2 separate regions of the Homo sapiens genome follow, and region 1 is linked to region 2. Evidence: read pairs that join two places in POLR2A ChIA-PET (ENCODE). Cell type or tissue: PC-3. All regions are shown on one strand. Each heading gives the region's core, and the rest is flanking DNA. Links, peaks and the distances in the headings are about the cores only. Region 1 has its middle 380 kb from the start of CBLB. Region 2 overlaps ALCAM (activated leukocyte cell adhesion molecule).

What was found. Peaks named below come from ENCODE experiments on the same cell type or tissue, not always from the same donor. Only the 100,000 strongest peaks of a DNase experiment are listed, where the experiment ranks them.
Region 1: POLR2A ChIA-PET joins it to region 2 with 5 read pairs; 1 of 35 experiments calls an interaction of 5 or more read pairs at or near these places.

Annotation. Positions count from the first base shown.
Region 1 is chr3:106,243,094-106,259,960 of GRCh38, forward strand. No RefSeq gene overlaps it. Among named protein-coding and RNA genes, the nearest start is that of CBLB, 380 kb to the left of the region's middle. RefSeq lists a silencer at 8,574-8,633 and an enhancer at 13,607-13,966. In PC-3, for the core only: a CTCF peak has its summit at 8,641 (motif pointing left); a DNase peak (open chromatin) is centred at 8,588.
Region 2 is chr3:105,576,728-105,593,594 of GRCh38, forward strand. It overlaps ALCAM (activated leukocyte cell adhesion molecule), which reads left to right. Exons shown (of 16, transcript NM_001627.4): 16 at 1-173. Among named protein-coding and RNA genes, the nearest start is that of ALCAM, 220 kb to the left of the region's middle. In PC-3, for the core only: no CTCF peak of the experiment used is centred there; a DNase peak (open chromatin) is centred at 7,784.

The DNA of each region.
Region 1 (16,867 bases), core at 6,885-10,884, 670 kb after region 2:
GCGTAAACTTTGCTTAAACAGAATTTTTGTTTCTTGCAACCAAAAAAGTGCTGATGAATGCAATAGATACAGTTTCTAATTTATTCAGGAAGTAAAAAGCTTTTATTTTAAATGTTCCCATCAGCATTTGATATTTTCATTAAAATTTCATTTTGTATTTTCAATATTTGATTATTTTCTTGTGTGACTGAACGTTTTTTGTGTTATTTGGTGTATAACTCTACTGTGGTTTGCATTCTTTAGCATTACAAAGTACCCTTATTAGTATTTTTCACATAACACCTTTTTGCCTAAATTCAACCTTGTTGGAAATTCAAATCTTAACTCCTGCTTCTTTTTTGGCTGATAAAATTATGTCTCTCTTTTGTATGTGGACATTGAGTCAGTTTATTTGGAGTTTCTTGCATAATATATAAAGTTGGATTTTACTTTGAGATCAAATTTGAAAGTAATTATTTTAATTAACAGCTTAGTTTATCTGCTGTTATTGATATGGTAGACATGTTTGACCTTAGTTCTATTATGTCTATAAAAATCTTTTGTGGTCTGTTTGCTTGGCTTCATATACATGTTCATGCATAGGTGTGCGTGCATGTTATACATTCACGGTGCATTTCTGATAAAGAAGATGATTTGAGTTTTTGTTAGAGTGTTTATTTTTTAAGGATACCTTTAATCTCCTCTTTCTTGGGACTGTATCTATTAATTTCCTTCTGTGAACAATAACAACATTAGCATATTTCTCCCTTTTCTCTTTTCCCTACTCTTTCCTCCACCACTTAGTTTCAGTCAATGCATTATTTTTCTTAATGTTTGCTTATCTTTGCATACTTAAACATACCTGTATGTCTGCTAATTTATTTTTATTTCTAAATAATAGGTCTGATTACTCCTCCCACTCTTAAAACTGAGAAAATCAGCAATTTAGTTTACCTCCATTCCCCATCCTTTTTCCCTGCCACATTCCGTTATACTATTTTTATTAGTTATATTATCAGTGCATATAACATTGTTTATTATGTTGCAGGCTTTAGTTTTTGCATATTTCAAATCTTAGTCCCAAGCTAAATATGATCAATACTCACCACCAGTTATTTTATTATAATTTATTCAATTTTCTCTTGGTTGGCTGATACTTGTCTTCTAGTAGGATACTAAAGAGAGTTTATGGGAAAAATATACTGGAGTTCTGCATGTTCAAAAATATTTATGTGTTGCCTGTATATATAATGAGGGATAGGCTGAATATAAAATTCTTAGGTCACTCTTTCCTTGAACATTTTGTAGGTTTCATTCCACAGCATTTATATGAGTTGAAGGTTTCTGTGGAGAAGCCACAAGCAAAACGATTTTTTTCCCCTGTTATAAGGCATTTGATTTTTGGTCTGGCTGCTACTCAAATACTTTACTGATCTTTCAAGTATTGTAATTTTCTTGTGATATGTCTTTGTGTTGCTATTTCTTGTGAGTTTTATCTGGGCTGTAATGTAGCTTTTTAAAACTATGTTGCTTAAGCTTCTTCAATTTGGGGTAAATTTTTTTGAGGTGTAAACCTTTACCATTTATTTCTCTTATTAGTTTGCTTCTTTAGCACACTAAAATCTAAAATCTACTAAAATTTTATATGAAAATGTAGATTTTTCATATATTGACTCTTTTTTTGCTTGTCTTCTACTTCATTTGTTTTCTTTAGAGCTCTTTTTAGACTTTTTGATTAACTCTTCTCATTTTTACATCCATTTCTCATATTAATTTTTCCCCAACAGTGTCTTTTCTCCTTGTGCTGCTTCTTTTTTTCTTGTTTTGAAGACGGTCTTAATTTCTTCTTTTCATCCCATCCCCCAAGATCCACCTACTGAAACTCAAGTTAAAAATATTAAGACTAGATTGAATAATACCCAAAGTTCTGTAAGTATATAATCCCAAATTCCATAGTTTGTCATCTATATTTTTATTTTGTTCTTGATTCATATAGGATAACATATAGCCAGCCATTTGACCATGATTTTCATCTACTGTGAAAAAACAGATTTCTGGTATTTGCATTATTTCACTTTTTCTTTATTCCTTTTCTCCTTTACTGCTTTTTGTTTGTACTTTTTTCTAGAATGCATGTTGATTCCTTTAATTTACTTATATAGTACTCATAATTGAAGGACTGAGTAGTTTCTGTATCTAGTTATAGGAGTCGGATTGGGGGAAGAATGCAAAACATAATTATAAAAGTATTTAAGGTACTGTCCTCTTCAGAGCCAGCTTACTCTGGGTTCTTAGCAGCAAAGATCAGTGGATGAGTACTGGATCCCCACACTTTAAAACTGTATATAGATAAGATAACTTTGTCCTAAGGAAGAGTGGCTATGCATTTAATTTTCTAGTATTCAATGCAAGGAGCAAGCAGGCTTGAGAACATCAGTTTCACAATCACCAAGTTTAAACTTGATGAATTTTAAAGAAACTTGAAGAATAGTATGTTTCTATGGCTTTGAGTGATCTTCTCATGGCCACTGCACAGGGACAATGCCTATGCAATTCCTGGATAAGTGAGCTCACCTCAAAATAATCTCCTGCCCCCAAGCTGCTCCTGGTGAGAGACAATCTGCATTTTAATATTACCCATACCAGGGGAAGTGGAAATTAAATGTTGATAGGTCAAGTTATAATTTCAAGTGGGGTAATAAGACCTTATATTTACTCTGCAGTTTACAGTTTATAAAGTAATATCTCGTGCTCACTTCACTTTACTTTCAAACTCTCCTGGGAAGTAGGCATTATTATTCATGTTTTATAGTTATGGAAGTCTACATTCATTGATATTACGTCTCCATGCTTCACCCTAAATGAGTGTAAGAGCTCAAATCTGGATTCCAGACTTCGTGTATCTTTTCCTTCATAGCACAGATGATTAAAAGTACCAAAAGAACAGTGCAAGAGAATATGGGAGAGTAATAAGGTGAGAGTAATGTTTTAAAATCAACTTTTACTAGAATCGGCTTATGTCCATTTTTTAATGTTAGCTCTGTGAAATTATAAAATTATAGCTTTTAATGCTGAAAGTAACTTTAAGACATTGTATTTATTTTTATTTTTATTTTTATTTTATTGAGACAAAGTCACCTCTGTTCCCCAGGCTGGAGTGCAGTGGCACAATCTCAGCTCACTGCAACCTCAGCCTCCCGGGTTCAAGTGATTCTCCTGCCTCGGCCTCCTGAGTAGCTGGGATTACAGGTGCCCGCCACCACACCCGGCTAATTTTTGTATTTTTAAGTAGAGACGGGGTTTCACCGTGTTGACCAGGCTGGTCTGAAACTCCTGACCTCAGGTGATCTACCCGCCTCGACCTCCCAAAGTGCTGGGATTACAAGTGTGAGCCACCGTGCCCAGCCTAAGACATTTTAAAAGACATTTTTAAATCAAGCCCCATTTCTTCAGAAAAATAAGGACTATTATCAGAAATTAAGCCACTTGATAAAACTAATGCTCAAAGGAGTTAAGTAACCTGGCCACAACTAAGTAAGTAAATTGAGTCTAGAAACTTGGGCATTTTATTTCAAAATGAATCAAGATAAAATATGTTGTATCTTTGGACCAAACTACAAAGATGCATTCTTATATTTAGACAGATTTTTGGTTATCTTTCGTTACTTTAGGTTTGGGGAAGTACTTGGAAAAAAGAGGTGTGAGATTTTGCTAACAATATAATTCAAACTCACAGACTAGAAGATTTAACCAAAAATCAATCTATTGGTGTTTAAATCCAGTTTTCTCCTAAGATGAAGAGAGAAAAAGCAAAAAAAAAAAAAAAAAAAAAAAAATTAACAACAAAAGATGCTTTTCTTTAAAATTCTCTAAGATTAAATAGAAATAAATCAGAAGCATATCAACAAATATGTCCCTATAGTAGCTGAAAATACTAATAAGAATTATTAGAAGCAAAACAATTGTCTTGGATCTCCAAGTCATGAAGAATGGATCTAAATTTTTTAAGGAAACCCTAAATAGAATCTCTTATTTCATTCTTAATTTTATTGTCTCCAAAAAGGAGACAGAAGCAGCATCCCTATTGTCACAAACTCTAAATGAGATAATTTAAGTAAAGCACCTGGTACAATTTTAGGCACATAGTAAGCACTTGATAAATGTTAATTGTTGTTTCTTTCTTTTACTTCATAAAAATGCAGGATATATTGTGCCTTATAGAAGGGACTGATCCTGGAGGGAATGGCAGCATTTCTGTCCTGCTCAGTAAGCACATGTAACAAGCTGTTCCCCAGACATTCTAGTCTTCAGTCAAAGCCTCATGTTAAACAGATGTCCTTATGTTCAAATTTTGGCCTTTTTTCACTCTTCATATCTCTCTGAGTATTCATCAAACGTTTCTTTATTGTTTCCCATTTCCAAAAGATTTCTCAGTATAGCTATCACATCGGTAGTAGGGTAGTAAAGACCATAACTCTTGATATCAAACACATAGATATAATTACATAGTCGTTTGGAAACAATATCACATGCAGTTCTCTAACCCTATGGCTTAGCAAAGATATCCATTGGGCAGTTGGGATGAAAGCAGGAGTTGGAGCGAACCATCTACAAATAAGTTCAAGTACGATGGGCTTTTGCACTACTATCCTCAATTTGATTTGTTTTATACATTACAGTTGACTTCATATCACTACCTTAACTTAAAGTGGTAAATCAAATATTAGACTTTAAGCATGATAGAAAAGCTGCTTTTTGTAGAGGTGAGAATATTAGGGTCCCTTAAAATAAAATATATTAGGTACCATACACTCTTCCTACCTTTAGAACTATTTCCTATAGTTATTGGTGCTTGTAATAGTTATTCTAGTTCATTGAGACCACATTTATCTTCTGGACCTCTCGCCTTTGTAGATCCTGTGAGACTCTCTGGCATTTAACGCTTCTAGCAACAGTTAATCATTATATTAAATTCTTCACATTAAAAGTTTGACTCTGCAGCAGTCCAAAGGGTATCAATATGCTGACATAACATTTTTAACTTACTATCTCTCCAATTCTTTCTCATATATCTATATGTGTAATAGATACACATAAAGATTATGAAGTTATCCATGAACTTTCCATAAGTTAATGATACAAAGTATCATGGTGAGTATAAAATTTGCTTCTCATAAAAGACAAACATATCTTTTGTTGCAGATAACGCTATTGCCATCCTAAAGTTACAGCTAGATTTTAGCTAAAGTTGGAATTATAAAAAGATGACTTAGTAAAACACTCTAACCATGACTAGTACTCATATGGCCTCAGACTGTTTTTCATAACAAGTCTTTTTTGAATATATAATGACATGAAACTGACTAGTAAAGGTTTGTGGAGGGAAGTGGCATTTCTATAAAGCTGTTTCAAATGACATCGCCTTTGGTGCAGATGCCAAAAGAGACAGTTATGAAACACTTGAGGCAGTGAGCACATTCTCTAATCATTAGCAGCCTGTTCAATCATTTCCATCTCAACTTACTTCAATTCCAGATCAAGGAGATTTTTGTGTGCCTATGATGTAAAATGTACCGGCATTGTTAACTTCACACCTTAAAAAAGGCAACATGTAAAAATGAAGTATAAGTGGTTAGAGTATTATATACATATGACTGGTATATCAAATCAAAAATCAAGATAAGATAATAATTATTTTCAATTTTTTAAAACACATGGTTGCTGTATACAGGATTATTGTTAGAGTTTGGTAGGTATATTTACAAATATGAATGGTAATATTATTCAGGTTTCTATGCCTGACTCTCATCCTTCTTGCTAAACCTTATAATACAAAGATTCTGAGAATAATTTAAAAGTATTTTAGAAGAACAAAAAGAAAAGGAAAGGCAAAGCCCAGAAAAAAAATTTTAAAAATTAATACAAAGGTAATTTTATATTTTCAAAATTCACTACAAATTTGATAAATTTCTAATATAACATATAGAGGTTTGATCTCAAATTAATAAATAATATGTACATATCCTTGTGAGTGTTGAGGGTACACACACATACAGTGAATTCACCTTGTCTATAAATTGAACCAATTACCATAATTGAAACTCTGGGTGGGAGTCTGTGATTTCCATCAATAGGCATGGATATAATTAACCAATAACTATGGAGGATGTGGTTCTACAAAGTTACAGATTTTTTTCTAGCATCTACTGGAAGCACATCTGTTATGTCATATGTTATTGGCTCACCATGACTAATGATCCAATACACTTTAAAATATTTGCATAAGACTTGACTTCTATGTTTACATACTTACGAAACCACCATCATTTCCCGCCCTTGTCTTTAAAGTATTTCCCTTGTTCTAATTTATCCAGTTACATATATCACTTTATCTTCACACACATATACTGTTCTTTATTATAATATGTACCAAACCAAGCACAATAAAAAAATCACAGCTGGCATGTGTATAGATATCTTCTGTTTTATTGCACATCATTATTTACTAAAAATAAAACTTCAGGATAGATTTTGCAGACTTAGGAATCCCTCAAATTTACAAGGGTTCACATTCACATAAAAAACTTTTTTGTGAACATCGACAAATAGTCGAACATATCTATCATACAGATAGTTGACATATCTGTATCTATCATTTATAACATTATCCCTGAACAAAAGCTCTCATTAGAGGTCTAATTTTCTGCATTTTATTATATAGGACTCTGGGTGATGTAGGTAGGCTGATTTCTCTCCCTCCCCACTTCCTTTCCCAGATCTTAAATATACTACTACTACTATTACTACTACTACTACTGCCACTGCTACTGCTGCTACTGCAACTGCTGTTACTACTTCTACTACTACTAAGCTGGAGAAACTTAGAAAGTCAACTCTGCCCTTTACTCACTCAGTACACATTTACTAAGGGCCTGCAGTGTGCAAATCTCTGTGCTAGATGTTTTGAACATATAAAGAATATATTTTTATCCTTGCCTCAGAAAAAATTGCTGAGATCAGTAAGAAATACAGATATCACACAGAGTGCTCCACATAGACAAGATAAAAGTGAATAAATAGCTGACTGCATTCTGTTGGAAAATCTGGTGTACTTGAATTTATGCCCAGTACAATTGCTGTCCTGTCTACTTTGGTTGAAAGACATCAAGTTACATGTATAGATACTTGATAAAATAAAATGACTTCCAACAAGTAAATGTATGTTCTCTCTCTCTCTCTCTATCTTTATCTTTCTGTCTATCTTTATCTCTCTCTCTATCTTTTAGAGTCAGGGTCTTGCACTGTTACCCAAGCTGGAGTGCAGTGGCGCCATCATAGCCCACTGCAGGCTTGAACTCCTGAGCTCAAGTAATTCTCTTGCCTCAGCCCCCTGAATAGCTGGCACACACCAACACACTCAACTAATTTTTTTGTTTTGTTTTGTTTTTTTAGAGACATGGTCTTGCTTTGTTGTCTAGTCTGGTCTCTAACTCTTGACTTCAAGTGATCCTCTTGCCTTACCCTCTCAAAGTGCTGGGATTATAGGAATTAACCACCATGTCTGGACTTTTGTTTTTTCTTATTGAAATTAATCGGCTTTAAAATAATAAACATTTACTATTATTTTTATCAGAGGCCTTGCTTAATTCAAATTGTACCCCCAAAACCACTATCAGTCTTTGGTAGTAGATGTCATGTATAGGTATGTTGATATTACATGAATGGCCCACCATTTGTCTGTAAGCTGAAGATCACTTTTATAAAGTAAAGAGATGCTATACACAACAACAAAAAATAATAATGAGAAATACTGAAAAAAATAATAGAAAAAATGTCCAATAACTGAACATTTCTTTGTGTCTCTTGGTTGTATTCTATGTGGATTTTTTTTCTAAAAACTTTTAAAATTTAAACTCTTTAAATGCTCACTGCATGTCCTGGCAAATCTCCAGGTATTCTGAGCACCTGCTCACCTGGATTGGCAACCTCAGTTGTCACGCCCTTCCTGTGCAGAGATCTGGGTGCAGAGGAGGCCCTCTCTGCTTCATGCCTAGGCAGATGTCCAAGCTTTTGGAGCACTCACTCTCCTGAACTAGTAGCCTAAGTCATCCCAGTCCTCCTGTGCAGAGACCATGGTGAAGCAGGGCCCTCTCTGCCCAATCACCAGGCAGATCCCCAAACATCTGGAGCACCTGCTTGTTTGGATTAATAGCCTGAGCCACCATTCCCTTGCTGTGAAGAGACTGTGGTGCAGTGGGACCTTCTCCACTTCATGCCCAGGCAGATCTCCGTGCACCTGGAGTATCCACTCTCCTGGATTAGGAGTTTAGGCTACCCCCATTCCCCATGCTGAGAACTTGGGGGTAGGAAGGTTTTCCAATTCCATTTTTAGACTCACCTCTGGGCACATGGTGGCTGCCCACTGCATTCTTCTTTGGTGCTGGTGCTGATGCTTGTCACTGGGGACCTGTAGTTGGGCCTAACCGGTCCAGCTCCACCCATCCTGTCCCACACTAGAGCTGAGTGGGGAGATCAAACCATTGTGTACTCCATGTATTAGCTCATTGCCTGAGGCAACAAGAGCTTCTCCTAGTGAACAAGGGTCAAGTACATAACCAGTTGCATTGGCTGCAGCCAGCTCTTACCTGTAAGTGCCATCTACTGGCTTGTGGGTCAAACCACATGGCCCAATGTAAAACCTACCAACAAAAGTTAATAGGGCTAAAAGACCTTACCCAACATTCCATAGTAACACTGCCTAAGGAAGAGGGAAAAAACCCCAAAATACCCTAATAATGTAAGAAAAGAAATAGGAAAGAAAGAAGAAAGAAAGAAAGAAAAAAGAAAGAAAGAAAGAGAGAAAGAAAGAAAGAAACATGGATTCTATCAACATGAAAATAATTATAGAAATAAGAAATGCAGCCGGGTGTGGTGGCTTGCGCTTGTAATCCCAGCAGTTTAGGAGGCCAAGGCAGGTGAATCACTTGAGGTCAAGAGTTCAAGACCAGCCTGGCCAACATGGTGAAACCCCACCTCTATTAAAAATACAAAAATTAACTGGGTGTGATGGTGGGTGCCTGTAATCCCAGCTACTAAGGAGGCTGAGGCAGGAGAATCACTTGAACCCAGGAGGTGGATGTTGCAATGAGCCATGATAGCACCACTGCTCTCTAGCCTGGGTGACACAGTGAGACTCCATCTCAAAAAAAAAAAAAAAAAAATCCAGTGTGTCTAGATGTGAAGGAACCAGTATAAGAATTATGGCACCATAAAAAAATCTGAATGCAGTGACAGCACTAAAGAATATAACTAGCTCTCCAGCAATGGTCCCCGACCAAAGTGGAAACTCAGAAATGAAAAGGGGTAAAGAAAGGGAATGCGTATACCTACTGGTGGGAATGTAAATTAGTCTTAGCAATTGTGGAAAGCAGTGTGGCAATTCCTCAAAGAACTTAAAACAGAATTACTATTCAACTCAGCAATCTCATTAATGAGTACATACCCAAAGGAATATAAATCATTCTATCATAAAGATAGAATGCACATGTATGGTCATCACTGTACTATTCACAGTAGCAAACATATGGACTCAACCTAAATGTCCATCAACAATAGACTAGATAAAGAAAATGTGGTACATATATACCATGGACTGCTATGCAGCCATAAAAAAGAATAAAATAATGTCCTTTGCAGCAACGTGGTTGGAACTGGAGGTCACTATCCTAAGTGAACTAACACAGAAACAGAAAACCAAATACTGCATGTTTTCACTTCTAAGTGGGAGCTAAACATTGAGTACCTGTGGACACAAAGAAGGGAACAACAGACACTGAGGCCTACCTGAGGGTAAAGGGTGTGAGGAGGGTGAAGACTAAAAAACTATCAGACACTATGCTTATTACCTGGGTGACAAAATAATCTGTACACCAAACCCCCATGACATGCAACTTACCTGTACAACAAACCTGAATATGTACTTCTGAGCCTAAAAGTTAAAAAAATAAATAAATTAAAAGCATGGATTGCAAGGTGGCTCAACAAGATCCAAGACAAGTTTGAAAAGCAACACAAAGGAACATCTAAAGCAATCCAGGAAATGAAAAAAGAAATAAACGTATTAAAAAGAAATCAATCAGAGGTTCTGGAATTAAAGAACTCACTTAAGGAATGTGAACGTAAAACTAAATGATTTATTAATAGATGAGAACAAGCAAAAGAAGGAATTTCAGAGCTCAAAGAGCAGTCTTTGAACTAACCTACTCAGACAAAAATTTTAAAATGAATTAAAAAATAAACAGTCTTCTATAAATATGGGATTATGTAAAGTGACTAAACCTATAAATTGTTGGCATTTCTGAGAGAGAAGGAGAAAAAAAACTAAACAACCTGTTACATGTATTTAAGGTAATAATTCAAGAAAATTTCTCTCATCTTGCTAGAGAGGTAGATATCCAGATATAAGAAATCTAGAGAACATCTGTGAGACACTATACAAAAGGAACATCACCAAGGCATAGGGCCACTAAACTAAACTGTCAAAGGTCAACGCTAAGACAAAAATCTTAAAGACAGCTAGAGAAAAGGGTCATATCACATGCAAAGGGAGCCCTGCAAGGCTAACAGTACACTTTTCAGCAAAAACCTTACAAGCCAGGAGAGATTTGGGACTACATTCAGCATTCCTAAAGAAAAGAAATTCCAGCCAAGATTTTTATATTCTGCTAACCTAAGCTTCATAATTGAAGAAGAAAAAAAAATCTTTTCTGGACAAGAAAGCACTAAGGGAATTTGTTACTACTAGACCCACCTTATAAGAGATTCTTAAGGGAGTTCTAAACATGGAAATAAAGAACAATACCAGCTACCCTCCAAACACACTTAAATACATAGCTATGAAGCAACTACACAATAGAAACTAAATTACAAAGCAATCAGGTAACAACTTCATGATAGAAATAAAACCTCATGTATCAATATTAGCCTTTAATGAAAACAGCCTAAACACCCCACTTAAAAGGCACCAAGTGGCAAGTTGGATAAAAACACAAGACCCATACATCTCCTATCTTCAAGAGATCCATATCACATGTAACAACATCCACAGGCTCAAAGAAAAGGGTTAGAGAAAAATTTATCACTCAAACGATAAACAAAAATGAGCAGGGATTACTATTCTTATATCAGATAAAATATACTTTAAACCAGTAACAGTAAAAAAGGACAAAATAGGTCATTATATAATGATAAAGGGTTCAATTCAACAGAAAGACTTAACTACCTTAAATATATATGCACCCAACTTTGGGGCACCACAGTCATGTAACAAGTATTTCTATACATATGAAAAGATGTGGAAAGCTACCCAATAATAATGGGGGACTTCAACACACCACTGACAGCATTAGACAGGTCCTCAAGGCAGAAAATTAACAAACAAATTTTGGAGTTAAATTTGACACTTAACCAGTTGGACCTAACAAACACCTCCACTCATCAAACACAGAATATATATTATTCTCATCTGCACATGAAACAAACTCAAAGATCAACCACATGCTTGACCATAAAACAAGTCTCAGTTAAGTTTTTAAAAATTCAAAATTACATCAACCATACTCTGAGACCAAAGGTGAATAAAAATAGAAATCATTACCAAGAAGATCTCTGAAAATCACACAATGACAGAAATTAAGTAACTTGATCCTAAATGGCTTTCAGGTAAAAAATGAAATTAAGGCTGAAATCAAAACAGTCTTTGAAATAAATAAAAACAGAGATATAACATACTAAAATCTCTGGGATGCAGCAAAAGCAGTGTTAAGAGGAAATTTTATATTGCTAAATGTCTACATCAACAAATTAAAAAGATCTCAAAATAACAATCTAACATCACACGTAGAACTAGTAAAAACAAGAACTAATAAAAACCAAACTTAGCAGAAGAAAATAAATAACCAAAATGAGAGCAGAACTAAATGGAATTTAGACCAAAAATTCATACGAAGAATCAATGAAACCAAAAAGTTAGTTGTTTGGAAGGATAGACAAGATTGATAGAATGTTAATTATATTAACAAAGAAAGAGAGAAAATCCAAATAAGCACAATCAGAAAAGGCACAGGTCACATTACAACTGATCCTACAGAAATATAAAGGATACTCAGATACTATTATAAACATCTCTATGCAGAGAAGCTAGACAATCTAGAGGAAATTGATAAATTCCTGAAAACACACAACTTCTCAAGTTTGAATTAGGAAGAAATTTAAACAGACCAGTATTGAGTTCCAAAATTGAATCAGTAATTTAAAAAACATACCAACTAAAAAAAAAAAAAAAAAGAAAGAAAGAAGGAAAGAAAAAGGAAAAGAAAAAACCTTGGACCAGATGGATTTCCTCCAAATTCTACAAGATATACAAAGAGTTGGTACCAGCTCTACTGAAACTATTTCAAAAAATCGAGGAGGAGGTATTCCTCCCTATCATTCTACAAAGTCAGCATCATACTGATACCAAAAGGTGGCAAAGACACAATAACAACAAAAGAAACCTACAAGCAAATATTCTTGATGAACATAGATGCAAAAATCCTCTACAAAATACTTGTAAACCAAATCAAGCAGCACATCACAAAGTTAATTCAGCACAATCAAGTAGCCTTTAATCCTGGGATGAAAGGTTGGTTCAACATATAAAAATCAATGAATGTTATTCACCACATAAACAGGATTAAAAACTAAAACCATATGATCATTTCAATAGACACAGAAAAAGCTTCCAGTAAAATTCAACATCCTGTCATAATAAAGACCCTCAAGAAACTAGGCATCAGAAGAACATACCTCAAAATAATACAAGTCATGTATGACAAACTCATAGACAACATCATACAGAACAGGGAAGTTGTAAGTGAGACAGCCAGGTGGGAGGGGGCCCCTAGAGGAACTCTAACCAGCCTGCCCACTGGACTGGAACCTCAGAAAGTTTGCACCCTTTGCAATGCGGAGGAGCCCAGCCCCTCCTCTTCCTGTGCGGAACCTGAGATTCAAATAGCCAGGTGGGAAGTGCTCTAGCAGGGTACTCTGGCCGTGTGGAGGATCCGTGTCCTTTCCCCACCCGCCCCCCGGCCCTTTTCACCCAATAAAACCCTGCTTTACTCACCCTTTAAACTGTCTGTGAGCCTAAATTTTCATGGCTGTTGGACAGACAAGAGCCCCCACATTTTTACCTGAACTAAGGAAAAGTTATGCAACGTTTTTGCCGCAAATGAGGGGCTCCAGAAGTGGTGAGTGAAATGGGAACTCAAAACCTCTCACTGTGATTTCTAAGCCTTTTCAACCTCAGACGTCTGAACTTACAAGAAACTGCACCCCCACTCCTTGTCGCTTCTGGGGTTTGAACCCCCATCCCTCTCCACTCCTGGGGGTTGGGGGCCTTTTCATGGCCTTTTCCTTCCTTTCTCAGGAAGAACCAAGGAGCAACAGCTCTCAGCCCCTCCCACCTCCATGCTGGGGCTGGGACGCGGTGCCCAAGGGTCCCACACAGCCAGCAGGCTGGTTCCCAGCCATGCTGCAGCAGCTTTCCCCTTCCCCAGCCAAACGGTTTCAACTCCACGGGACAGTAATTAAACTTTTCTCCCCAGCGGAGGAACCACTTGCCTAAGAATAAGAGGTTCTTCCCCAGATATTTTTAAACTGTTTCTTTTCTTTCCCCTACTCTACCCCATCAACAAATTAACCTTTAAAGTTTTTTTGGTTTTGTTTAGCAACCCTGCCTTAGGGAATGGTTCTTTCTGGTTTGATATCTGCATGTGGCCCTATCTCTTAAAGGGCCCCATCCAGCGACTGACTTTTCTTCTGCTTGTCTGTGTGTGCTCTACGTATGATGTCTGTAAAAAGAGCTCCCTGGCCAGCATGGTGAAACCCCGTCTCTACTAAAAATACAAAAAATTAGCTGGGCATGGTGGCGTGCACCTGTAATCCCATCTACTCTGGAGGCTGAGGCAGGAGAATTGCTTGAACCCGGGAGGCAGAGGTTGCAGTGAGCTGAGATCACGCCACTGCACTTCAGCCTCAGCAACAGAGAAAGACTGTCTCAAAAAAAAAAAAAAAAGAAGAGCTCTAATTACTTTGGCGTAAAGAAAGACAAGTGCCTGGATCTAATAATTTTAAGAAATAAAAGCTATGGTACCTTCCAGTTCTGTGACTGTAATCTTTGAGAAATAAAAACAGCCCCAAGGACTATTGGTAAAATGCAGGCCGGATGCAAGGTTTGCTAAGTGTTTTGAGGTTACGAACTGCTTTTTGGGTTTTGAGAACTGTCTGTCTTGCCTGCTTCACAATTGGTAAGGCCTGGGGATATATGGAACTAACCATGCCCTTAACTAAGAAGGCAAACCTTGACTGTAGTTAGCACATAATTAAAGCTAATGTACCAAGTTTTACCTTAAAGTTAACAATTGCTAGGAGTTACCATTATAACATGTAATTGAGACTACTGAAAACAGATTTACATGCAAGGTGTATAAGAACAGTAAAATCGTGTGTGTGTGTGTGTGTGTGTGTGTGTGTGTGTATGTGTTTTGTAAAAGGTTATAAGAAGACATGGAAATGTAAACTTTGGCCTAGGGTTAAAGGATTATATTGAGTTAAATTAGGAAAAAGCTGAAGTTTCAAAGAAGTGGTGGAAAAATTTTGGAAATTAATCTTGCAGAAGAGGTTCTCAGTGTGAGCATATTGACTAAATTAAAAAAAGTATTACATGTTTTTTCTCAATATAAATTGAGCTTCAAAATAAAAGCATAACAAGGTTTTTCTAAGGTACTAATCTTCTCTTTGGCAAAATTTGTAAAGGGTTATCAAAGGCTTTTGCTTCTTTAAAATTTCTGAGTCATCATTTTGGCAAAATAAATAATTTATGGTAATCTGGATTTCTATTTCGTAATATCAAGTGTTTTAAATCTTGAACATTTAACAGCATTCCCCAAATCAAACTTCAGTTTCAAAATTGTCTTCCCTGGCACCTGGCTTTTCAAATACTTCGGAGAGCCACTGAAGTGTCCGGAAAAGAGAGGTAAGCAGGATTATTTCACAAGTTTAGGTACATGGGATTGCCAAAATTATGCTCAATCTTCTTTAGGTTATATTTTTGTGAATAATGCTAACATATGTCCCAAAATTGTATGGGATTTCTAAAATTTTAATGTATAAGTGTATGCTATCAATCATAATTAAGGTTGTTAAGTTATCGTAAACCACGGAGATAACCAAACTTTGTTGTCAATTGTGTTTTTGACTGTGACTACCCTGGACATTTTGCTATTCACAGATAATTATTGTCTTGTTTTAATCCTTTTCAAAAGATGGTTTATAATTGGCTATAAGATTTTAACAGGTGCTCTCAAATACAGACTTCCGATAACTTTGGATACTGTAACATTTTAATAAAGGAAAATGAGCAGGACTTGTGAAGAGCTGAAATGTTTACGAATATCAAGAAAAACAACAGTTAATTAAATAGACTGAACTCAGGAAGCTGAAGCAACCTTTTTGACTTTTGCTTGGAATATTGCTGATCCTTCTTTTTCAGAGTCAATGAAACTTTTGAACTATTTACAGCCTTTAATAATTAAGTAAGGTATACACTCCTGTAATCAAGATTTGGAGCATGTTTGTTTCTCTCTGCCTGGTTCCTCTAGAATTTGGAAACGATGAGTATTCTTATGGCAATATAGTTGTTTGCATTAGTGCAATAAGAATCCAGTTTTCGTTAGAATGGCGATCATTAAAAAGTCAGGAAACAACAGGTGCTGGAGAGGATGTGGAGAAATAGGAACACTTTTGCACTACTGGTGGGACTGTAAACTAGTTCAACCATTGTGGAAGTCAGTGTGGTGATTCCTCAGGGATCTAGAACTAGAAATACCATTTGACCCAGCCATCCCATTACTGGGTATATACCCAAAGGATTATAAATCATGCTGCTATAAAGACACATGCACATGTATGTTTATTGCAGCACTATTCACAATAGCAAAGACTTGGAACCAACCCAAATGTCCAACAATGATAGACTGGATTAAGAAAATATGGCACATATACACCATGGAATACTATGCGGCCATAAAAAATGATGATGAATTCATGTCCTCTATAGGGACATGGATGAAGCTGGAAACCATCATTCTCAGCAAACTATCACAAGGACAAAAAAACCAAACACCACATGTTCTCACTCATAGGTAGGAATTGAACAATGAGAACACATGGACACAGGAAGGGGAACATCACACACCGGGGCTTGTTGTGGGGTGGGTAGATGGGGGAGGGATAGCATTTGGAGATATACCTAATGTTAAATGACGAGTTACTGGGTTCAGCACACCAACATGGCACATGTATACATATGTAACTAACCTGCACGTTGTGCACATGTACCCTAAAACTTAAAGTATAATTGAAAAAGAAAAAAGAATCCAGTTTTCTTTTCCAACAGAACACAATTGGACAAAGTGGTTATTTTACCAAGGCTTTGACTGGAAGGGTATGCTTCCCTTTAAGGAGTCAATCCCGACTTGCAGAGCCAATAAAAGCCCAGTGGGAAAACTGGCCTCATACCCTTGCCTACACAGTCCCTATACAGGGTTCCTGACTGGTGGTCAGTAAAGAATGTCACTTTCTAACAGGTCCAAGAGCCCCAAGTTTATTTTGGGACTTTAAGATGAAAGGATTACCCAACTCACAGGTATTTGAGGATGCAAACCCATGGCTGGGCTCGGCTTTCAACGGTCTTATCTGAAATTCCTTGTGGAATAAACTGTCATCAAAGCCAATCCGAAAGGCCTATGTAGACATAATTATTCTTGTTGTACTTTCCATTTAGTCC
Region 2 (16,867 bases), core at 6,136-10,135:
CCAAATCCTCAACTTTTGAGGTTTCGGCTCTCCAATTTAACTCTTTGGCAACAGGAAACAGGTTTTGCAAGTTCAAGGTTCACTCCCTATATGTGATTATAGGAATTGTTTGTGGAAATGGATTAACATACCCGTCTATGCCTAAAAGATAATAAAACTGAAATATGTCTTCACAGGTCTCCCACAGCTGTCTGACTCTTGTCTAAAGTAGAATGTTCATGTGTGGAAAGTGATTGTCTTTATCAAATAGTGGAAAACTCACTGTGACTCTCCATCTTTCCAGAGAAGGAGTGCAGAAAAATAAAATTCACCATGCCTTCCTACTAGGTCAGGTGGGCTACCTTAGCTAGTCCCTAGATTTCACCAGTGATAGATTCTATAATGCATCTGTCTTCAAAGATAGGATCATACTTACTCTTGGGTGTCCCATGTAACTCTCCTAGGACCTTAATTACGAGAACATTTTCATATTTGTTCACTTCTGCCAATAACATTCTATTCAGATTGTCATTTGGAATTACCCAGGCCTGAACTTTCAGAAAATATATTCCCTCCAAAATAAGGTAAAGCCAGCTGTGTACATAAGAGAAGGAAATTAACATTTATTGAGCCCATACTATGTGCTAGGGTCATTCATACATTAACGCTTAACAGTTAACAGTTGTAAATAGTACTAAATATCCCCCTCATTTAACAGCTGAAAACCTGAGGTTTAGAGAAACTTCATAATTCCCAAATGCCGTTAGCTTCAAAGTAGATAAGTTGGGTATCAAACTAGATCTGAATCCTTGCCCCAACCTACGTACTTCCCTAAGTTCCTCTAAAGAATGCTCCTTTTCATAATATGTAAAATTGGAAAACGTTAATTGACACATGGACGGGTTATACCATTGATAAAAGGATTATTCTGAGATATTTAAATCATTCAGAAGGGCAAAATTGCATAATTTTTCTACAGTACTTAAACATATTAGACATGTTATTAGAATGTATAATATATTCCACATCATATTTTTAAACTTCACATATGTTATTACATACTAAGTGCCTATTATGAGACAGTACTGTATTGGTGCGTGTTTTAAATAATGTTTCATTGAATTTCTCTGATAGGAGAGGTGTGATGCCTATTTTAAAGATGAAGACTCAATGCATATAACTTTGTCACAATTCCAGATACAGAGTGGTTGAGCCAGGACCCATGCTCAAGTTGCTGAAGTTCAGGCTCGATTCATTATATTGTTTATCATCCCATTATAAGAATATACATCCGTCTACACTTGGAGAGACTAACAAAAAGATATATTAGCATTAAATAACCTATTTGTTTTTCTAGTAACTAGTGCCATTGATATTCAAGGTAATATGATTAAAATAAGACATTAAAACTGCTTTGAAAATAATAAATGACGGTGTAAATGTTAGCTGCATTTTAATCTTATATCTAAGGAATTAAATGGAACTAACTACTATTTGAAAAGTCAGTGCAGTATATTTGGCTGTATAAACATTATACTTTCACAGTGGGAAATATTTCAGTTAAACACTGAATATATATTTCTTATGTAGGCTTCTTCACTAAAACCTTCTTAAAAATACTCTGTATTTTTACATGAAGCCAGAAAACTGGGGCTCATTTTTTTTCTTAGCACTCTATCATCACCTGTTCATCCTCATTCTAATCAAATTTCTTTTTATCCTAATTCTGCTTCTCATATTTTTTCCTGATAAATGATTTTCACATGCACAAATATTCACTGGAAAATTAATACCTAGGCACATGACTCCAAAAGCAGATCTCATTCTCAAGTTATTTGTCTTATCCATTTTTATTGTCTGTCTCTGGGAAAGGTTTTACCCTGTAATGATCAAGCCTCTGAATGAGAGAAAAGATCTTCAATTGGGTATATAGATGCATGCGCATGCACACAAATACACAGAGGCAGACAACACACACACACACACACACACACACACACACAGAGGCACACACACTATGGGCTATTTTATCCCTTTTTTTTTTTTGAAGAGAGAACACAGGATTTGCTTATCAGAAAAGAAATCGAAGGACTACAAAATATTTGTCAAAAATAGAAAGCAGCTAAGAGGTGGAAGTATTCATGATGCTTTGATGGGAGGCATTCATAAGTCAAAGGTCCAATAGTGTATTAGACCCAATAGTTGCAACAAAATTTGTTTGAGTAAACCTAATCATATAATCTCTATGCTACCAAGAAACAAGTAAGAGCCTTAATATCACAGAGGCTCAAAATAATGTTTTTACATTCTTTGAAAGACCACATATTATCAGAGAGCAAAAGCTATAGTCGCCAGAAAGTACAGTATTTGATTAAAAAAAGAAAAATCTGGGGCTAGGCACAGTGGCTCATGCCTGTATCTCCAACACTTTGGGAGGCCAAGGTGGGAGGACTGCTTGAGCCCAGCCTGGGCGACATGGTGAAACCCAATCTCTCCATCTCTACAAAAGACACAAACAATTAGCCAGATGTTGTGGCACAAGCCTGTAGTTCCAGCTACTTGGGAGGCTGAAGTGGGTAGATCACTTGAACCCAGAAAGTGGACGCTGCAGTGATCTCTCCACTGCACTCCAGCTTAGGCAACTGAGCAAGACCCTGTCTCAGGGGGGGAAAAAAGTACTTTTGGATGCTGTCAGCAACTCAATTTGGACTATTTTGGAGTTAATAATCAAAATAAAATTTTAAGATCTCCCAAAAATATCTTTCTTTTGATTCTACTTTCTCAGGTAGGCCATAATAATTTTAGCTTCAATTAGCAGTTTAAATTCACGGCTTGATTCACATAACATCTGAGAGGCTCACTTGCACAGAGATAGCAGTTTTGGACAGCTCTGTGTAATTCTTTGAATTCTCATCAGTAAGGAAGCCACATTTTTTAGTTAAATAAGATGGGGTTACTGCTTGAAAACTGATTCACAACCCTCCCTGGAATGACTTATTAAGGAAATGGAATATTTCTGTTACAAAAAGGTTTATATCTAAGCATTAGAGTCATTCCTTGTATGCTAAACCTTTTCTAAAAACCAAGTTTGCTCTGAAATTTTGGGCTTCTACATTGTTGGTAATCACTAAATTTCTTTTTCTTAGCTTGATTATAATTGTCTACGAATATCCTTAAAATAGTCTTTAATTGAAAGCAAATAGTCATAACCTATTGTTGAATCTGATTCCAAGAAGAAGGACTATTTGAAATATTTGTAGGTTTATTTACCACAAATATTTTAAGTTACTACAAAAAGTAGTAATCTTTTTATAACATTTCTTAATTTAGAGAGCTTTTTGTTTAAATCTAATAGCAGCATACAAGCTGTGTAAAAGATGATGGGTTTTTGGTCACAATGGAAACACCACCACATAAACAACAGATCCATCTGCCCCCATGTTCCTAACTGATGAATCTGTTTACAGAGAAATGTCATTAAAAGATTGCCTGTAGTGGCTTTGTTACTTTTCTGTTAATTTGAGTTTAACCTTTCTTGAATGTAATAAAATAAACTCATTAAAATATCAAATATGTACTTCACAGTTATCACCACAGCACTTAACTATATGTTTTGTTGTCCTGATAACAATAGTAATGTATGTAATCAGTGTTCATTTCAAACGTTTACATTGATTGAGGAATATAGTTGATTTCATGAAGTTTCTATAGCGTTGATGGAGTGAACTTTACATTGGTCTCTTCAGCATCGTTGCCCAGTAGTACCTGGCATTGCACCAAAGAAAACCCAGTGCAGGGGCGGGGCAGCTTTTGTTGGTTCAGCTTCATCATTCCTCACTCTTATTATTGGATATCGCATATGAATGCTTGTATAAGTTGTGAATGGGAAATCTGCTTCTCAGTTTCTCCTTTAAAAGATTTTTCCAAGCTTTTGATCCAATGGGGAAATCCTGTGGTTGGGAGCAAAATCAAGTGGGCTTTACCAAAATAATTTGCATTCCATTTTAAAAATTAAAGTCCAGAATGGAGCAGCTGAGGTTTGGAAACTTGGATGAGTATGGGGAGCGGTTCAGTTATGATTTGGGTCTCCAAATCAGCTTGAATTTCCAGATTTAAACCACATGTATTTATAATAGCAATTAACTGAGCATTTGCTGAAAGATGTCTTTGTGTAATGACGCATGTGACTAACTATCAGCACCAATCAAAACAGTTGGTTTTATCCCTGGTTCACATTTTCTTCTTAGAGAAGAAAATTTTCTTCTCTCCGTTTCCCTCCCAGGGCTTCTACAAAAGTGGGAAGTTTGTGTTCAGTTTTAAGGTGAGTCCCATGCGGGCAGGGATGGCTCTCTGGACTTTGGAGGCAGCAGCTTCTTAGAGGAAGCTACCACAGTGTAAGTCTTTTCCCTCCATCCCTGTTTGTGCAGGTACCAGAAGATGCCTCCTTAAGTTAAAAGCTTTTGCAAAAAGCATCCTGTTGTTTCTTTGATGATCCATTTGTTGCATTAGTTGCCCTAATTCTTTACCCTTACTTATATCCATATCCTTTGCCATGTGACTTTGCAGCTCCTCCCACAAAAGTGCCAGAGCATCATTTCCCATCTCTTGATCCTACATTGGGCCATATGATTTGCTTTGGCCAAGAAAATCATATGGAAGTGACAGTCCACTAGTTCTGAGCCTCAGCCTGAAACTGCCTACTGTGTTTCCTCTTGCCCTTTTGTATTTGTCACTGCCATGAGAAAAACAGAAGCAAATAACCCTGCTAATGCCAAGAGGAGGTTGAGAGACACAGAGAGCAGATCTGTACCACATAAGGTGCCTCATTCAAGGCCAGCCTGGAGCAGAGCTCCTAGCCAATCCACAGGTACATGAGCAAGTCCAGCCAATGTCACTAAAGCCCAATCTGTACCAGCTGTCTCTCAGACAATCCACAGACATGTGGGCCACAATAATAAATAATTGTCGTTTTTAAGCCATTGCACTTTTACATTGTTATCATGCAACAATAACTAACTAGTACACCTTTTCACAGGCAGCTGAGTTCCTGATTGACTTATTGGTTATGGTAATATCAAGAACAGTCATTCCATAAAAATTCAGAGACATTTTATTAAAACTCCACTGATAAGTCTTTTGTGCTATCAAAATGCTTCCTTCCTCCTTGAGCTTTCTGGGACCAACATTCACGACCCAAAACCCTCAACGTATAGAAATATGCTATTGAATATACTTTAGTATCAATAAATAAAAATCTATTGTAGTAATGCCAGGTAGCAATTTAGAGATCATTGTTAAGTATACAAATCACACACAAGTCTCTTGACAGACCGGGCATGTGATGTGTTTTGCCTGGGCTGGGCCACATTTGCCCGTTTTCATTGTTCCAAAAGTTCATCGTTCAAGATAGGTTCGTACAATTGCTCTTTCTTTGTGCCCACATAATTACATGCCAATACCTTTCCTCAAATTAGAAATTATATTCAGGCAAGGGATTCTGCTGACACCACATTCCTCACCAAATGTCAGAGTCTCTTAAAAAATACTGTAAGCTCAAAAGGCCTAATTAGGTTTTCAGTAATTCATGTCATTGGTCATTAGGACAATCATACAAATCAGCAAGCACTCAGGTGTCCAGACACTAAATGGAGACACGAATCTAAAAGATCACCGGCAACAGCCCTAAAAGAAATCAAAAAAGTTTTCTCACTGCTTTCATTAACCTTTTCCTTACGTTTTCACATTTCAGGCACTTATTCTCTAGACCTATAAAACTGCTCAGCAACAAGGTTCGGGGAAAGGAGGTGGAAATAATATGGATTGTCTATTTAAATGACATGTACTTGGGAAGTAGTTATTAAACATACTTACAGATGCATACATCCTCACCCATTTTGCTGCAAGCTTTCGGATTCTGACTGTCCACCATATCCTGGATGAAGCAACAGTAACAACGATGAGAGGGGAGACAGGCGTACTTTGTTCTTATGTTCCCAAAGGGCACAGGGCATTCTTGAGGGACAGATGAACTTAATGATTTAATAGAAATACCATGACCTTTAGAAATAAGCAGACTCTGATTGGACTTCTAAATGAATACTATGGATCTACAACTTATTAGAAGTGAGGCCTTGAGCATAATACCTAAACCCCTGAGCCTCAATTACATGATCTGTAGGATGGCAGCAATATTAATTGTATCAGAGCTTGTTGCTCTTTAAAGGATAAAATGCACACATTAAAGAGAAAATGGGGGCTGGGCATGGTGGCTCATACCTGCAATCCCAGTATTTTGGGAGGCCGAGGTGGCAGGATTTCTTGATGCCAGGTGTTGAAGACCAGCCTGAGAAACACAGCTAGACACTGTATCTACCCCAAAAAAAAAAACAAACAAAAAACAGGTATCATGGTGTACATCTGCAATCCCAGCAACTCAGAAGGCTGAGGCAGGAGCATCACTTGAGCCTAGGATTTTGAGGCTGCAGTGAACTATGATCACACCAATGTACTCCAACCTGGGCAACAGAGCAAAACCTTATTATATAGTTCGACTGTGTTGCTACCCAAATCTCACCTTGAATTGTAACAATTAATCCTCAATGTGTCAAGGGCAGGGCCAGGTGGAGATAATTGAATCATGAGGGCAGTTTTCCCCATACTCTTCCATGGTAGTAAATGAGCCTCACGAGATCTGATGGTTTTATAGATGGGAGTTCCCCTGTGCAAGCTCTCTTGCCTGCTGCCATGTAAGACATGCCTTTGCTTCTCCTTTGCCTTCCGCCATGATTGTGAGGCCTCCCCAGCCATGTGGAACTGGAAGCCCGTTCAGCCTATTTCCTTTATAAATCACCCAGTCTCAGGTATGTCTTCATGAGCAGCATGAGAAGAGACTAATACACACTGTTAAAATTATAAAAAACGGAAATGACTGTGGGACCCACTATTAAGTACAGATTAGATTACTGCATAGCAGAGAAACCCAATTCAACAGAAAGGATAATGTTCCAAATTAGAGACAGTAAACAAAAAAAATTGTTGTCTGTTTGTTTGTTTGTTTTTTAATGACAGTCATAAGCAGTATCTTTTCCCATCTTGGGAAAGCAGTTTCTGAGAGCTGCTTACTTGCTGGTGGTATTTGGTCTAATAGATTAATCTTTATGCAAATACTGGCCTAGCTGTTTCTAGTCACTCCTGGAAATTATCTCCACATATATGAAGCATTTCTCATTTTAGCTAAAGTCAAATCTGTGCTTCTGTCAGCAGGGTAGATTGCAATGTCAAAATTTATCATAGGCTAAAGATCACAGTGATACAGAATGGTTGGACTCCTGGCTAAACACTACCCTTAATCCTGGAACTGCAGCCCTACGTGAAAATAGCTGACCTCATTTTTCCACCCAAATGTTGCTTTTTTGGCCTGCCACACCCCTAGCCTGTGCCCATAAAAAGACTTCAGCTAGCAGAGTAATACAAGCAGCTTACAGGCAGGGATACAAGCTGCTGAGCATCGGGGATACAAGCTGCAGAGTGGTGAGCAGAGAAGCAGCAACTGAGCATCAGAGACTATGGATAGACATGGCTACCTTCAGACAGTGAGGCTTCAGGGAAAGATCACCTTCTTCCCACACCATCCCCTTTCCAACTCCCCATTCCACTGAGAGCCACAACCATTGCCCAATAAATTCCTCTGCATACCCTACCCTTCATTCCATTCACATGACCTGATTCTTCCTGGATGAACAAGAACTCAGGTGCCAAGAGGGTGGGGGCTTGGCCACTGCTGCAGGGCTCACACAGAGCCTGCTCCCACCAGAGAGGAGCGACCAGCAGATTCCTGCATACATTCCCTCTGGTTCCCACACTTGCTGTGCAATTGCATGCTCCCTCTCTCAAGGAGTGGCAAGTGGCAGGCTGAGTAAAACAAGCCATCCAAGTTCCCACCCACAAAGGGTGTCAAGGGAACTATCCTGTCTCAACAGTTACCTCCTACACAGCAGGCACTCAATGTATATGAGTACATCTTACTTATCCTTGTCTACAGCAGTTAAATAATGTGGACACAGGTGGCTCAGTACAGCTAAGATTGACAGTGTGACATTTAGGTGACATCACCTCTTTCAATTTTCAATTCAGTTTAGTTACTTGCTTTCTTTGTATCCTAGTCTATTTTGACTATATAACCTGGCATGCTATGTTGGGAGAAAAAAATTAAATAATTTAATGAAAGAGCTTTAAAGATCCTCACCGATCAGAGATTTAGAGGGCATCATCAAACAAGAATCTTCGTACCTCCCACTATTTTCCCTTCTCCTTCCTTATGCTTCAAGTTGAGAGAATCAAAGCTGCAGATGCAAAGCAAGCACTGGGAGGGAATGGAGAAAAAGAGCAGTCAGATCTCACTTCTGTCTCCAAGCCTTAGTTATAAGAAATAAAAAAAAGAAAAGCCACACCTTACAATGAAGATTGGATTGTTGATTAATAGCTCAGACACCCTTATTGAGTTGAGTCCATGTTTTGTGATTTTAAGTGACTATAAAACTGTTTATTATCTATGAGTGGGCTAGAAACTTATGAATTCTGCCCCAGTTCCCATCCAGGGGCAGGGAACTTAAAAATAAGGCCCTTTTTGCTTAGGGATCTGCTTCTTTAGATTGAAAGTCATTGAGTGAACAATACAGCAACAAATTTAACAATTGCTAATTTTTGCCACATTATTACTTTTATGCCTACGCTTAACAAAGGAAAAATCACCTGCTATATGGAGCCATAAGTAACATCCGTTAGAATGCCAAAAGAAATTAGGCAATTGTGGAGAAGAACTGTTAGTGGTAATTTCTTTCTTACCTTTCCTCCTGTTTTTCTTCTCTTATGCAAGTCTTACACACAAACCAAGTAGTGGACGGCACAAATTATCCAATCGCCATTACAACTAATGAGATGAGCTTTCTATCAGCTTTCTATTGTATTCAATTACTATTTTGTAAACAAATCCATCTTCCATTGTGTCCTGGTACAAAACTTAGTAAACGGCCTTATAGAGTCCTTTTAATTATTGCCAGTGATAGTGGATTTAAAGGATTTGAGGTCATCTATCTAAATTAATGCATGGGCTGATTACAAAGTACGTCGCAATGCAATTTGTTTCTTAAAGGATCTTTTCTGAAATTAAAATAACACATGATTAGACTATCATTTCCTTGAAATTCCTCTGCATCCCAGCCAGCTTATAATTAATATGCAAGGATAATCATTCCAAATGCAACTTTTAATACCACTGACATGTTCCTCCCTTAGAAGCTAGCAATTTCTAATCCCTTTATTATTAATTTGATTAATGCAAACTACTATATGTGGCTGTGAAGGAACAGAGGCAAATCAAAGTTAGCACACTAACTCATTTAAATTTAAATTGCTGAGAAATGATATGCTCTTTAGCCTGTGATCTCAAGCAAAAGAAAAAAATATCTCACGTACCAAATAATAGATTTTTTTCATATATGAAGAATCCAAAGCAATACTTCAAGTTCAAAATGACTCTGAATTCTGGAATGACATATTCATATTCTCTGTGGATTTAAGGAGGAAAAAGAAAATTCAGAACACACCTGAATGACAGTAAAGTAACTCCAAAAGCAACTTGGTTAAACAAGAACTCATGTGCTGAATGAGAGGGTCATCCAGGCTACAAACAACACCTTAGAGAAATATAACCAAGATAATTTTATAAACCTCATCTAAATTTCATTTTCCATGCTAGTGTCCTTTTTGCATTTCACTGATCATCATTTTAGGCAGTTTTTCTTGTTCACCTTGAAGAATACATGATATTCTATAGACGGTAGCTTCATCTGCGTTTAGGTTTTGTGTGTGTGTGTGTGTGTGTGTGTGTGTGTGTGTGTGTGTCGTTGTTGTTGTTGTTTTTCTTTTTTTTTTTTTTTGAGATGGAGTCTCATTTTGTCACCCGGGCTGGAGTGCAGTCGCACCATCTCGGCTCACAGCATCCTCTGCCTCCTGGGTTCAAGAGATTCTTCTGCCTCAGCCTCCCAAGTAGCTGGGATTACAGGCATGCACCAGGACACCCGCACCGGGCTAATTTTTTTGTTTGTTTCTTTGTATTTTTAATAGAAACAGGGTTTCACATGTTGGCCAGGCTGGTCTCGAACTCCTGACCTCAGGTAATCCACCTGCCTCAGCCTCCCAAAGTGCTGGGATTACGGGCGTGAGCCACCGTGCTCAGCCTGTATTTAGATTTTAAAGTGTAATGCACACCTATAAACACACACACAATCTATTCATGTAAATAAGGAATGTGAAGCTCAGAAAAGTACTTTCTGAAGAGTCTGTATTCCACAGTATGAAAAAATATTTTTTATTTCAACGTTGTTGACTTACTTGCAATAGCCCATTCACCTAAAATGCCTTTGTTTTTCCCTGTAATTATCCAAATACTTCTCTTTTTTTTTTTTTTTTCCCAAAAAGTAGTTTATTCAGGAATAGCAAGGGATTGCAATCTGGGACATATGCATGCTATGGTGAACCATAGACACATCCAAAGGGGTTGGGGAAAGGGGGAAGCTTTTAAAGATAAAAAGGAGAAATTCATGTAAGCCATTTTCTTTTTTTTTTTTTTCTTTTTTTTTTTTTTTATTATACTCTAAGTTTTAGGGTACATGTGCACATTGGGCAGGTTAGTTACATATGTATACATGTGCCATGCTGGTGCGCTGCACCCACTAATGTGTCATCTAGCATTAGGTATATCTCCCAATGCTATCCCTCCCCCCTCCCCCGACCCCACCACAGTCCCCAGAGTGTGATATTCCCCTTCCTGTGTCCATGTGATCTCATTGTTCAATTCCCACCTATGAGTGAGAATATGCAGTGTTTGGTTTTTTGTTCTTGCGATAGTTTACTGAGAATGATGGTTTCCAATTTCATCCATGTCCCTACAAAGGATATGAACTCATCATTTTTTATGGCTGCATAGTATTCCATGGTGTATATGTGCCACATTTTCTTAATCCAGTCTATCATTGTTGGACATTTGGCTTGGTTCCAAGTCTTTGCTATTGTGAATAGTGCCGCAATAAACATACGTGTGCATGTGTCTTTATAGCAGCATGATTTATAGTCATTTGGGTATATACCCAGTAATGGGATGGCTGGGTCAAATGGTATTTCTAGTTCTAGATCCCTGAGGAATCGCCACACTGACTTCCACAATGGTTGAACTAGTTTACAGTCCCACCAACAGTGTAAAAGTGTTCCTATTTCTCCACATCCTCTCCAGCACCTGCTGTTTCCTGACTTTTTAATGATTGCCATTCTAACTGGTGTGAGATGATATCTCATAGTGGTTTTGATTTGCATTTCTCTGATGGCCAGTGATGATGAGCATTTCTTCATGTGTTTTTTGGCTGCATAAATGTCTTCTTTTGAGAAGTGTCTGTTCATGTCTTTCGCCCACTTTTTGATGGGGTTGTTTGTTTTTTTCTTGTAAATTTGTTTGAGTTCATTGTAGATTCTGGATATTAGCCCTTTGTCAGATGAGTAGGTTGCGAAAATTTTCTCCCATGTTGTAGGTTGCCTGTTCACTCTGATGGTAGTTTCTTTTGCTGTGCAGAAGCTCTTTAGTTTAATTAGAACCCATTTGTCAATTTTGACTTTTGTTGCCATTGCTTTTGGTGTTTTGGACATGAAGTCCTTGCCCACGCCTATGTCCTGAATGGTAATGCCTAGGTTTTCTTCTAGGGTTTTTATGGTTTTAGGTCTAATGTTTAAATCTTTAATCCATCTTGAATTGATTTTTGTATAAGGTGTAAGGAAGGGATACAGTTTCAGCTTTCTACATATGGCTAGCCAGTTTTCCCAGCACCATTTATTAAATAGGGAATCCTTTCCCCATTGCTTGTTTTTCTCAGGTTTGTCAAAGATCAGATAGTTGTAGATATGCGGCATTATTTCTGAGGGCTCTGTTCTGTTCCATTGATCTATATCTCTGTTTTGGTACCAGTACCATGCTGTTTTGGTTACTGTAGCCTTGTAGTATAGTTTGAAGTCAGGTAGTGTGATGCCTCCAGCTTTGTTCTTTTGGCTTAGGATTGACTTGGCGATGCGGGCTCTTTTTTGGTTCCATATGAACTTTAAAGTAGTTGTTTCCAATTCTGTGAAGAAAGTCATTGGTAGCTTGATGGGGATGGCATTGAATCTGTAAATTACCTTGGGCAGTATGGCCATTTTCACGATATTGATTCTTCCTACCCATGAGCATGGAATGTTCTTCCATTTGTTTGTGTCCTCTTTTATTTCCTTGAGCAGTGGTTTGTAGTTCTCCTTGAAGGGTCCTTCACATCCCTTGTAAGTTGGATTCCTAGGTATTTTATTCTCTTTGAAGCAATTGTGAATGGGAGTTCACCCATGATTTGGCTCTCTGTTTGTCTGTTGTTGGTGTATAAGAATGCTTGTGATTTTTGTACATTGATTTTGTATCCTGAGACTTTGCTGAAGTTGCTTATCAGCTTAAGGAGATTTTGGGCTGAGACGATGGGGTTTTCTAGATAAACAATCATGTCGTCTGCAAACAGGGACAATTTGACTTCCTCTTTTCCTAATTGAATACCCTTTATTTCCTTCTCCTGCCTGATTGCCCTGGCCAGAACTTCCAACACTATGTTGAATAGGAGCGGTGAGAGAGGGCATCCCTGTCTTGTGCCAGTTTTCAAAGGGAATGCTTCCAGTTTTTGCCCATTCAGTATGATATTGGCTATGGGTTTGTCATAGATAGCTCTTATTATTTTGAAATACGTCCCATCAATACCTAATTTATTGAGAGATTTTAGCATGAAGGGTTGTTGAATTTTGTCAAAGGCTTTTTCTGCATCTATTGAGATAATCATGTGGTTTTTGTCTTTGGCTCTGTTTATATGCTGGATTACAGAAGCTTCAGGAGCCGATGCGATCAACTGGAAGAAAGGGTATCAGCAATGGAAGATGAAATGAATGAAATGAAGCGAGAAGGGAAGTTTAGAGAAAAAAGAATAAAAAGAAATGAGCAAAGCCTCCAAGAAATATGGGACTATGTGAAAAGACCAAATCTACGTCTGATTGGTGTACCTGAAAGTGATGTGGAGAATGGAACCAAGTTGGAAAACACTCTGCAGGATATTATCCAGGAGAACTTCCCCAATCTAGCAAGGCAGGCCAACGTTCAGATTCAGGAAATACAGAGAACGCCACAAAGATACTCCTCGAGAAGAGCAACTCCAAGACACATAATTGTCAGATTCACCAAAGTTGAAATGAAGGAAAAAATGTTAAGGGCAGCCAGAGAGAAAGGTCGGGTTACCCTCAAAGGAAAGCCCATCAGACTAACAGCGGATCTCTCGGCAGAAACCCTACAAGCCAGAAGAGAGTGGGGGCCAATATTCAACATTCTTAAAGAAAAGAATTTTCAACCCAGAATTTCATATCCAGCCAAACTAAGCTTCATAAGTGAAGGAGAAATAAAATACTTTATAGACAAGCAAACGCTGAGAGATTTTGTCACCACCAGGCCTGCCCTAAAAGAGCTCCTGAAGGAAGCGCTAAACATGGAAAGGAACAACCGGTACCAGCCGCTGCAAAATCATGCCAAAATGTAAAGACCATCGAGACTAGGAAGAAACTGCATCAACTAATGAGCAAAATCACCAGCTAACATCATAATGACAGGATCAAATTCACACATAACAATATTAACTTTAAATATAAATGGACTAAATTCTGCAATTAAAAGACACAGACTGGCAAGTTGGATAAAGAGTCAAGACCCATCAGTGTGCTGTATTCAGGAAACCCATCTCACGTGCAGAGACACACATAGGCTCAAAATAAAAGGATGGAGGAAGATCTACCAAGCAAATGGAAAACAAAAAAAGGCAGGGGTTGCAATCCTAGTCTCTGATAAAACAGACTTTAAACCAACAAAGATCAAAAGAGACAAAGAAGGCCATTACATAATGGTAAAGGGATCAATTCAACAAGAGGAGCTAACTATCCTAAATATTTATGCACCCAATACAGGAGCACCCAGATTCATAAAGCAAGTCCTGAGTGACCTACAAAGAGACTTAGACTCCCACACATTAATAATGGGAGACTTTAACACCCCACTGTCAACATTAGACAGATCAATGAGACAGAAAGTCAACAAGGATACCCAGGAATTGAACTCAGCTCTGCACCAAGCAGACCTAATAGACATCTACAGAACTCTCCACCCCAAATCAACAGAATATACATTTTTTTCAGCACCACACCACACCTATTCCAAAATTGACCACATAGTTGGAAGTAAAGCTCTCCTCAGCAAATGTAAAAGAACAGAAATTATAACAAACTGTCTCTCAGACCACAGTGCAATCAAACTAGAACTCAGGATTAAGAATCTCACTCAAAGCCGCTCAACTACATGGAAACTGAACAACCTGCTCCTGAATGACTACTGGGTACATAACGAAATGAAGGCAGAAATAAAGATGTTCTTTGAAACCAACGAGAACAAAGACACCACATACCAGAATCTCTGGGACGCATTCAAAGCAGTGTGTAGAGGGAAATTTATAGCACTAAATGCCCACAAGAGAAAGCAGGAAAGATCCAAAATTGACACCCTAACATCACAATTAAAAGAACTAGAAAAGCAAGAACAAACACATTCAAAAGCTAGCAGAAGGCAAGAAATAACTAAAATCAGAGCAGAACTGAAGGAAATAGAGACACAAAAAACCCTTCAAAAAATCAATGAATCCAGGAGCTGGTTTTTTGAAAGCATCAACAAAATTGATAGACCGCTAGCAAGACTAATAAAGAAAAAAAGAGAGAAGAATCAAATAGACACAATAAAAAATGATAAAGGGGATATCACCACCGATCCCACAGAAATACAAACTACCATCAGAGAATACTACAAACACCTCTACGCAAATAAACTAGAAAATCTAGAAGAAATGGATACATTCCTCGACACATACACTCTCCCAAGACTAAACCAGGAAGAAGTTGAATCTCTGAATAGACCAATAACAGGCTCTGAAATTGTGGCAATAATCAATAGTTTACCAACCAAAAAGAGTCCAGGACCAGATGGATTCACAGCCGAATTCTACCAGAGGTACAAGGAGGAACTGGTACCATTCCTTCTGAAACTATTCCAATCAATAGAAAAAGAGGGAATCCTCCCTAACTCATTTTATGAGGCCAGCATCATTCTGACACCAAAGCCGGGCAGAGACACAACCAAAAAAGAGAATTTTAGACCAATATCCTTGATGAACATTGATGCAAAAATCCTCAATAAAATACTGGCAAACCGAATCCAGCAGCACATCAAAAAGCTTATCCACCATGATCAAGTGGGCTTCATCCCTGGGATGCAAGGCTGGTTCAATATACGCAAATCAATAAATGTAATCCAGCATATAAACAGAGCCAAAGACAAAAATACTTCTCTTTAAGACTAAAATTCAGCTGAATAAAGTTGTGATCGTTATTTTATTTTCTAATGACCTCCATGCACCTATACTTAGAAATATCTGGTTCATGGCTGGGCGCGGTGGCTCAAGCCTGTAATCCCAGAACTTTAGGAGGCCGAAGTGGGCGGATCACGAGCTCAGGAGATCGAGACCATCCTGGCTAACACGGTGAAACCCCGTCTCTACTAAAAATACAAAAAATTAGCCGGGCGTGGTGGCGGGCGCCTGTGGTCCCAGCTACTGGGGAGGCTGAGGCAGGAGAATGGTGTCAACCCGGGAGGCGGAGCTTGCAGTGAGCCAAGATCATGCCACTGGACTCCAGCCTGGGAGACAGAGCGAGACTCTGTCTCAGAAAAAAAAGAAAAAAAAAAGAAAAAAGAAATGTCTGGTCGTGACAGACCCTCAGTAAATAAGTATAGGAAAGAAGTAAGGCAAAAAGGGGAGAAGGCAGGGGAAGAGAGGAAGAAATATCACAGAACACATAGTAATTGAGGAGACCATGTAACTCAACAATCTACTTATTACGCTAAAGAATTTTTTCCCCATGCTTATGATGTTTAAGCAAATTGTTTTTATAACTACCATATTTCAGCAATGCTAAGGTCTGCCTTTTTCTTTCTCATATTTTACCTTCTCTATAACTGAGACGCAAGTTATGCTGACGAACCCTTACTTTGCCTGGCAGCAATCATAATATAGTTATCATTTTGTTAAAAAAAAAAAAAAAACAACAAAAGCTCCAGCATCGAAACTTGCAAAATTAAGTTTCAGAATGTTGGAGGAAAATTAAGGACACTCTTTTAATCTATAAGATACAAATGTTGTGGGTGGAGATGAGAAGGGCATGGATCAAGCTGGTTGAGCAAGTTCCAAATGAAATTCTAAGGTAGAATCTCTCGAAATCATTGTAAAATTGACTTAAGAGCCCAGCACCCATGGTCTTTAGTTATAGGTTGGCCCTTAATTGGACAAAGAAAAATGTGTGGAGAAGCGTAGACCTTGGTGACTGTCAACTGAAAAGCAATGTGGAAGAGTCATATTCAGAATTGTGAGAAATTCTAGGAATTGTTAATCAACATAGTTTACTAATATTGTTGATTTGTATGGCAAGAGTAATATATATAATTAAAAACTAGTGTCTAAATAATACTGAAACGGGAGAGTTCCCTGATTCTCCTAGCAGGACGTGCGAGAGGGGTGTGGCTCGCCTGTTCAGTCGCCCAGCAGCTCAAACCCCTAGGGAGAGCATGCAGACTGGCAGGTGCAGAGGCCTGGCCAGGATTTCGGCTCCAGCTCCGTGGTAGTGTCTAGGGGTGGGTGCCTGCAACCCCAGTGTTACAAAGCTCTTTCAGCTTTGCTGTCCACAGGTGGCTTGA